2 separate regions of the Homo sapiens genome follow, and region 2 is linked to region 1. Evidence: read pairs that join two places in POLR2A ChIA-PET (ENCODE). Cell type or tissue: IMR-90. All regions are shown on one strand. Region 1 overlaps CARM1 (coactivator associated arginine methyltransferase 1). Region 2 overlaps DOCK6 (dedicator of cytokinesis 6).

Region 1 (4,000 bases):
ATGGCAGCTAAGGAGAGGTAGGGGAGAGGCTGGCCTGGCCAGAGAGAGGTGAGCTGCAAAGGAGGGGGACCCAGGGGCCTGCAGGGTGTCTGTGGTCAGCCCTGCTACTCTCTGCCTTTCCTGGCTGGAATGCTATCCCTGGCCTCCCAGCACTCTCTGGGTTAGAGGCTGCAGGCGGTCCTGATTAGCACACATGGGAGCCTCACCTTGGGACCTTGTCCAGGGAACCGTGGTTCTCCCTCCAGTTTCCTCCCATTAAATGGAGGGGGCTTTCGAGGATTGGCCCACACCCAACATAGGTGAATCCTTGGTCTCCTGAGCCTGCTATGTGGCCTGGAAGAGAAGATGTATCCCAAGTTGTCCAGGTGTGGGGGTAGGTAGGACACAGAGTAGCCCTGGGAATCCTGCCCAAGACCCCCTCGTCCCCAGTGATTGAGGAGGAGTCCCTTTCCCCGGTGTAGTTTATCTGTCCCAGGGGCCTTCTCCGGCACCCTCTGGATCTGCTTCCTGATCTCACTCTGGGGAACTGCTTGGGGAGCTTCACGTTTCAGTCTCAAGGATCGCGCAGGGCGGACCCTCAGCAGCCTCCAGATCTGCCCAGAAAGTCCACGGTGCCGGCCCTGCCACTTCTTTGTTTGGCTTAAGAGACAGGGTCTTGCTGTGTTCCTCAGGCCGGCGTGCAGTGGTGCGATCATAGCTCACTGTTAGCCTTGAAATCCTGGGCTCAAGCAATCCTCCTGCCTTAGCCTCCTGAGTAGCTGGGACTACAGGTATGCGCCACCACGGCTGGCTAATTTTTTAAAAAAATTGGCTGGGAGTGGTGGCTCACGCCTGTAATCCCAGCACTTTGGGAGGCTGAGGCAGGTGAATCACTTGAGGTCAGGAGTTCAAGACCAGCCTGGCCAACATGGTGAAACCCCATCTCTACTAAAAATACAAAAATTAGCTGGGCGCGGTGGTGTGCGCCTGTAATCCCAGCTACTTGGGAGGCTGAGGCAGGAGAATCACTTGAACCCAGGAGGCGGAGGTTGCAGTGAGCCAAGATCATGCCACTGCACTCCGGCCTGGGTGACAGAGCGAGACTCTGTTTTTTTTTTTTTTTTTCGTTTTTTGTTTTTTGTTTTTTTAATTACGGGCCAGGTGCAGTGGCTCACACCTGTAATCCCAGCACTTTGGGAGGCCGAGGTGGGCGGATCACTTGAGGTCAGGAGTTCGAGACCAGCCTGACCAATGTGGAGACCCCTTCTCTACTAAAAACACAAAAATTATCCAGGCATGGTGGCGCATGCCTGTAATCCCAGTTACTCTGGAGGCTGAGGCAGGAGAATCTCTTGAACCCAGGAGATGGAGGTTGTGGTGACCACAGATCACACAACTGCACTCCAGCCTGGTCAACAAGAGCAAAACTCCGTCTCAAAAAAAAAAAAAAACAAAAAGACATAGAGATGGGCTCTCTAGTATGTTGTCCAGGCCGGTCTCAAACTCCTGGACATAAGCAGTCCTCCCCTCCTTGGCCTCCCAAAGATCTAGGATTACAGGCCTGAGTCACTGTGCCCAGCCCAACCTGCCACTTTGACACTACACAGCTCTGACTTTTGGTTGAAGAATCTGGAGTCCCCAGTTGCCCCCCCTCCCCCTGTGCTTGCCTTTGTTCCCCAAAAAGCAGTTACATGAAGGAAATGGAGACCAGGCCTAACCCAGGGCTGAAGGAGTTGGGTCTGGAGATTCTAGGCCCCTCCTGTGTCTCCTCTGGTGTTGATTCTCTGCATCGCTTCTTTATTTTATTATTTTTTTTTGAGACTGAGTCTTGCTCTGTCCCCCAGGCTGGAGTGCAGTAGCGTGATCTCAGCTCACTGCAACCTCCGCCTCCCGGGTTCAAGCGATTCTCCTCCCTCAGCCTCCCGAGTAGCTGGGATCATAGACACGTGCCACCACGCCTGCCTAATTTTTGGATTTTTAGTAGAGACGGGGTTTCACCCATGTTGGCCAGGTTGGTCTCAAACTCCTGACCTCAGGTGATCCACCAGCCTTGGCCTCCCAAAGTGCTGGGATTACAGACGTGAGCCATCATGCCTGGCCGCTTATTTATTTTAATTGTTGTTTAGTCAGTACACACACATGCCCAGGCCTTAGTTCTGTTTGATGCTTTTGACAATTATGGACACCCATGTCACCACCACCCAAAGCCAGACATGGAACTTGTTCCCCTCTGGGTAGGTTTGTTCAGTGGGACAGCCCCTCTTTCCCTGTCTGTTCCTCTCATCATTTGTCCCCTGCTGCCAGGCGGGGCATTCTTGTAAACAGGTCCAGACTGGGTTTGGGGGGCTCTGTGCCCCCCCACCCCTGCCAGGAGAACCCCCTTTTATTCTTCCTTTTTGTCTGTCTCTTTAAAGCGATTCATTAGCCTTGGCAGGCGTGGGTCTGAGCTGTTTTCCTTTATGTCGTTGGCAGGTCTTTCTCCCGCTAATTGTGTTCTCGGAGCTGGGGTTCATTTTTGCCGGATGTGTTACACATGTGCAAGCGTAGTGGTTTTATGTATAGAAAACCTGCCCAGCGGTGTGGGCATGGGTGCTACTCCTGGCGAGGACTGCAGAAAGGCCCCTGGCCAATCAGTGCTCTCGTGAAAGAGGGATGCTCTTGTTAACCATCCCGGGCAGGGGGCATGTGAATAAATAATCAAAGACTGGGGTGCCTCTTGCAGACTGAGGGAGGGACATTCCAGAGAATTTGCTGCATTCTTCCTTGAACAGGACGGGAAGGCGAAGATAGGCTGGAGCTTCCAGATTTCCATCCTGTGCCCTTGAGGGACCCTCTGCAGGAGCCTGGCTCTGCCTTTGAGCCCTGGAGCCCCTAGATGCAGGATGATGGGATGCCTGGCTCTTACTCCCGCTCACACACTCCAAGTCTCGCTATCAGGACAGCCCCCCACAGGGAGCCACAGCAGCCACAGCTCACTCCCTCATTTTTTTTTTTTTTTTTTTTTTTTTTGAGACAGGGAGTGCAGCGGTGTGAACACAGCTCATTGCAACCTCAACCTCCCAGGTTCAGTTCATGCTCCTGCCTCAGCCTCCCGAGTAGCTGGGACGGCAGGTGGCCCCACACCTGGCTAATTTTTTTCTTTCTTTCTTTCTTTTTTTTTTTTTTTTTGAAATGGAGTTTCACTCTTGTTGCCCAGGCTGGAGTGCGATGGTGTGATCTCAGCTCACCACAACCTCCACCTCCTGGGTTCAAGTGATTGTCCTGCCTCAGCCTCCCCAGTAGCTGGGATTACGGGCATGCGCCACCACGCCCGGCTAATTGTGTATTTTTAGTAGAGACGGGTTTTCTCCATGTTGGTCAGGCTGGTTTCGAACTCCTGACCTCAGGTGATCCACCCGCCTCAGCCTCCCAGCCTGTAGCTGGGATTACAGGCGTGAGCCACCGTGCCCGGCCTAATTTTTGTATTTCTTGTAGAGACGGGGTCTCAACCATGTTGCCTAGGATGCTCTCCAACTCCTGGGCTCATGCAGTCCTCCCACCTCGACCACCCAAAGTGCTGGGATTACAGGCGTGAGTCACCATGCCCCGCCCCCTCCCTCATTTTTATCTTTTATCTTTTTTTTTCTTTTTTAGAGATGGGGGCTGGGTGCGGTGGCTCACGCCTGTAATCCCAGCACTTTGGGAGGCTGAGGCAGGTGGATCACAAGGTCAGGAGTTCAAGACCAGCCTGGCCAAGATGGTGAAACCCCATCCCTACTAAAAAATACAAAAAAAATTTAGCCGGGTGCAGTGGCAGGCACCTGTAATCTCAGTTACTCTGGAGGCTGAGGCAGGAGAATCACTTGAACCTGGGCAGCAGGAGTTGCAGCAAGCCGAGGTCGCTCCACTGCACTCCAGCCTGGATGATAGAATGAGATTCCATCTCAAAAAAAAAAAATGGGGTCTCAATATTTTGCCCACGCTGGTCTCAAACTCCTGGCTTCAAATGATCCTCTTGCCTCAGCCTCTCAAGTAGCTGGGC
Region 2 (4,000 bases), 330 kb after region 1:
CCTTCCAAGTAGCTGGGATTACAGGCACCCGCCACCATGCCCAGCTAATTTTTGTATTTTTAGTAGAGATGCGGGGTTCCATCATGTTGGCTGGGCTGGTCTCGAACTCCTGACTTCAAGTGATCCACCTGCCTCAGCTTCCCAAAGTGCTGAGATTACAGGCATGAGCCACTGTGCCTGGCCCTTTTTTTTTTTTTTTTTTTTTTATTGAGACAAGGTCTCACTCTTGCTCAGGCTGGAGTGCAGTGGCACAGTCGTGGCCCACTGCAGCCTCAAACTCCTGGCCTCAAGTGATCCTCTCACCTCAGCCTCCCAAAGTGCTGGGATTACAGGAATGAGCCACGGCACCTGACCCCCAATTGCATTCTGAGCCCTCCTCCTGCTCATTATGCTCAATGACTGTCTCCCCCTCCCTCACTCCCTGTATGGTTGAGACCCCACTGGCCACCCTGACCAGAGCCATGTGTGGACCATGCCTCCTAGCCCCCACTCACGTGGCCGATCTCGAAGTTCTGTCGCATGAGCAGGTACAGCGAGGCGCTGGCGTGCGTGCGGATGGTGCTGATGCGGCTGCCACAGTGTCGTAGGAGCCTCAGGCACAGGTCGGCACACAGCTCCGTGTCCTCCTCGAACAGCAGCTCCGGGAACTGCCCCCAAGGACCCAGACAGACACTGTCCAGCCCCTCCCCGTTCTGGCTCAGAAGGGGACTGGCCCAAATGAGGACTGCTTGGGCAGGGGTTTGTGTTCTGTCCTCTTTGGCCAAGTACCACTGGGTTCGGAGTCAGACCTGGGTTTAAGCCCCTTGCTGTGTGACCCCAGGTGAGTGACTTGGCCACTCTGATTCTGCCTTCCTTCCACTGTAAACTGTGGCAAAGCAGTCAGCTCCATGGAGTTGCAGAGCACACAGTAAGTGCTCAATGAATGAGCTCCTTTTTTTTTTTTTTTTTTGAGACGGAGTTTTGCTCTTGTCTCCCAGGCTGGAGTGCAGTGGCACAATCACAGCTCACTGCAGCTTTGAACTCCCAGGCTCAAGCCATCCTCCTGCCTCAGCCTCCCTAGTAGCTCCCTAGTAGCTGGGATCTCAGGTGGTGTGTGCCATCCTCTCTGGCTAACATTTTTTTTTTTTTTTTTTGAGACAGGCTCTCACTGTGTTGCCCAGGCTGGAGTCCAGTGGCACGATCATGGCTCACTGTAGGCTTGACCTCCCGGGCTCAAGTGATCCTCAGCCTTCCGAGTAGCTAGGACCACAGGTGCATGCCACCACACTCAGTTTATTTTTTTGTAGAAATGGGGTCTCACCGTGTTGCCCAGGCTGGTCTCGAACTCCTAGGCTCACATGATCTTCCTGCCTCAGCCTCCCAAAGTGCTGGGATTACAGGTGTGAGCCACCGTGCCTAGTCCTAGCTAATTTTTAATTTTTTTGTAGAGACAGGGGCCTCACTATGTTGCCCAGGTTGGTCTCAAACTCCTGGCCTCAAGCGATCCTCCCACCTCAGCCTCCCAAAGTGCTGGGATTAGAGGCATGAGCCACTGTGCTCAGCCTAGAGCTGCTACTGTTTTTCTAAGAATCATGGTTGTTGAGTGGTGCTCACCTTGGACACAAGGGCCCTCTGGGTGGCCAGGCCATGCTGCAAGAAGAGGGCACTCTGGGCACTGCCCAGGCTGTACAGCACAACCTTCAGCACTGCCCCCAAGACGCTCTCCCGGGCTTCTGAAAGCATCACCGTCTGGAGGGAAGGGGGTCAGAAATCCAGGTGTTAGAGCCTAGGGTGGTTATGGGGAAAGGGAAGGAGAGGGATTATGGAGTCAGAGACCACAGGGCACTGCAGTTGGGCTCAGAGCACAAGGCAGATGCTGGATCAAGCCCTACCTGCACGATGATCTCCAGTGTGTCCAGAACCACTAGGCTTGCCTCGGTTGCCAGGTTCCCTTCCACCAAGGCCTCGTGTTCCATTTCATCCTTGGTCCTGGAAGGGGAAAGGAGGTCTTGGGGGCCCACTCGGGGTGAGATCCTACTCCATGGCTGAGCTCTCTCCTTCCCCTGGCAGCCCAGGGGGCACTGGCTCCCTGGAAGCTGTTCTGTTTTTTGTTTTTGTTTTTTTTGTTTTCTGAGACAGGGTCTTGCTCTGTTGCCCAGGCTGGAGTGCAGTGGTGTGATCACCAGCTCACTGCAGCCTCAACCTCCCAGGCTCAAGTCATTCTCCCACCTCAGACTCATGAGTGGCTGGGACCACAGGCACATGCCACCATGCCTGGCTAATTTTTTTTTTTTTTTTTTGAGATGGAGTCTCGCTCTGTCACCCAGGCTGGAGTGCAGTGGCGCGATCTCGGCTCACTGTAAGCTCCGCCTCCCGGGTTCACACCATTCTCCTGCCTCAGCCTCGCTAGTAGCTGGGACTACAGGCACCTGCCACCACACCTGGCTTATTTTTTATATATTTTTTAGTAGAGACAAGGTTTCACCGTTAGCCAGGATGGTCTCGATCTCCTGATCTTGTGATCCGCCTGCCTCGGCCTCCCAAAGTGCTGGGATTACAGGCATGAGCCACTGCGCCCGGCCCATGCCCGGCTAATTTTTAAATTTTTGGTAGAGAGGGTCTTACTATGTTGCCCAGGCTGGTCTCGAACTCCTGGACTCAAGCAATCCTCCTGCCTCGGCCCAAACTGTTCTGAACTCAGCAGACACCCTCCTGCCCACACCTACTTGTCCACGCGGTCTGAGGTTTGCTTCCAGTGTGTGACGCTCTTCCGCCAGCGCACATTCTCCGGATTCCCAAACGGGCTCCTCTCTGAGACGCGTGGGTGCACGATCACAGATGCGTAAAAACACAGGGCACACGTGAACATCAGGAGAAATGCACAGGCATGAAGATATTCAGGTGGGCTGACCCATGAGGGCACTGGGTGGAGCAGAAGCCTGCCGGGTGGACGCACAGGGGCAAACACGAGTGACAGATGGGGACGCACAGGCGCATGTGTACGGTGATGATTTGTGGACTTCTCTCCAGGAAAAGTGAGGCAGAAAGTAAGCTAGGGATGGCCCCCTTCATGGGGTCCCCTTGACACAAGGTGGGAGCAGCTGGTGGGATGGGGACACGTGGGTATGTCACCCTCTTACCACGACTTCGCCGAACCATTTCTTGTCGAGCTCCGATGGTACCCAGAATGGCTTCCTCTAGCCGCGCCTTCATATCCAGAGATTTTTTGAATGTGAGGCTGTTGATGCGTTCAAAGGCCTTTTTCCCCTGGGGGTGCAGAGAACTGGGGTTCCAGGCTGACTCTGCTCTTTTCGGGGGGACCTGGGCTGGCCCCATCCCTTTCTTTGTGCTCTTTCTCACCTCCGGGCCCCTGTGCTTAAAGACAGATTGCCTTTTTCCTCTAAATTCTTAGCACTTACCAAAAAAAAAATTTTTTTTTTTTCTTGAAACAGAGTCTCTCTCATTCTGTCGCCCAGGGTGAAGAGCAGTGGCATGATCTTGGCTCATTGCAACCTCCACCTCCTGGGCTCAGGCAATCCACCTCAGCCACTTCCATAGCTGGGACTACCAGCATGTGCCACCATGCTCAGGTAATTTTTGTATTTTTCGTAGAGATGGGGTTTTACCATGCTGCCCAGGCTGGTCTCAAACTCGTGGGCTCAAGCAGTTTGCCTGCCTTAGCCTCCTCAAGTGCTGGGATTACAGGCGTGAGCCACCGCACCAGGCCCTGTTTTAAAAAAATTTCTTTTCTTCTTTTTTTTTTTTGAGATGGAGTCTCACTCTGTTGCCCAGGCTGGTGTGCAGTGGCACAATCTCAGCTCACTGCAACCTCCACCTCCCGGGTTCAAGTGATTCTCCTGTCTCAGCCTCCCAAGTAGCTGGGACTACAGGTGCGCGCCACCACACCCAGCTATTATTTTGTATTTTTAGTAGAGACGGGGTTTCAGTATGTTGGCCAGACTGCTCTTGAACTCCTGACCTCAGGCGATCCACCTGCCTCGGCCTCCCAAAGTGCTGGGAT

The links. ChIA-PET counts read pairs that join two places held together with the same protein. Peaks named below come from ENCODE experiments on the same cell type or tissue, not always from the same donor. Only the 100,000 strongest peaks of a DNase experiment are listed, where the experiment ranks them.
Region 2: POLR2A ChIA-PET joins it to region 1 with 7 read pairs; 3 of 35 experiments call an interaction of 5 or more read pairs at or near these places.

Annotation. Positions count from the first base shown.
Region 1 is chr19:10,882,927-10,886,926 of GRCh38, forward strand. The region is part of intron 1 of CARM1 (coactivator associated arginine methyltransferase 1); the gene reads left to right. Among named protein-coding and RNA genes, the nearest start is that of CARM1, 13 kb to the left of the region's middle. RefSeq lists enhancers at 1-272, 273-1,113. In IMR-90, no CTCF peak of the experiment used is centred here; a DNase peak (open chromatin) is centred at 1,545; H3K27ac peaks cover 338 bases.
Region 2 is chr19:11,212,682-11,216,681 of GRCh38, forward strand. DOCK6 (dedicator of cytokinesis 6) reads right to left here. Exons shown (of 48, transcript NM_020812.4): 31 at 3,120-3,246; 32 at 2,706-2,790; 33 at 1,872-1,968; 34 at 1,594-1,728; 35 at 495-647. All of the region lies in intron 2 of DOCK6-AS1 (DOCK6 antisense RNA 1), which reads left to right. Among named protein-coding and RNA genes, the nearest start is that of DOCK6-AS1, 11 kb to the left of the region's middle. In IMR-90, no CTCF peak of the experiment used is centred here; no DNase peak of the experiment used is centred here.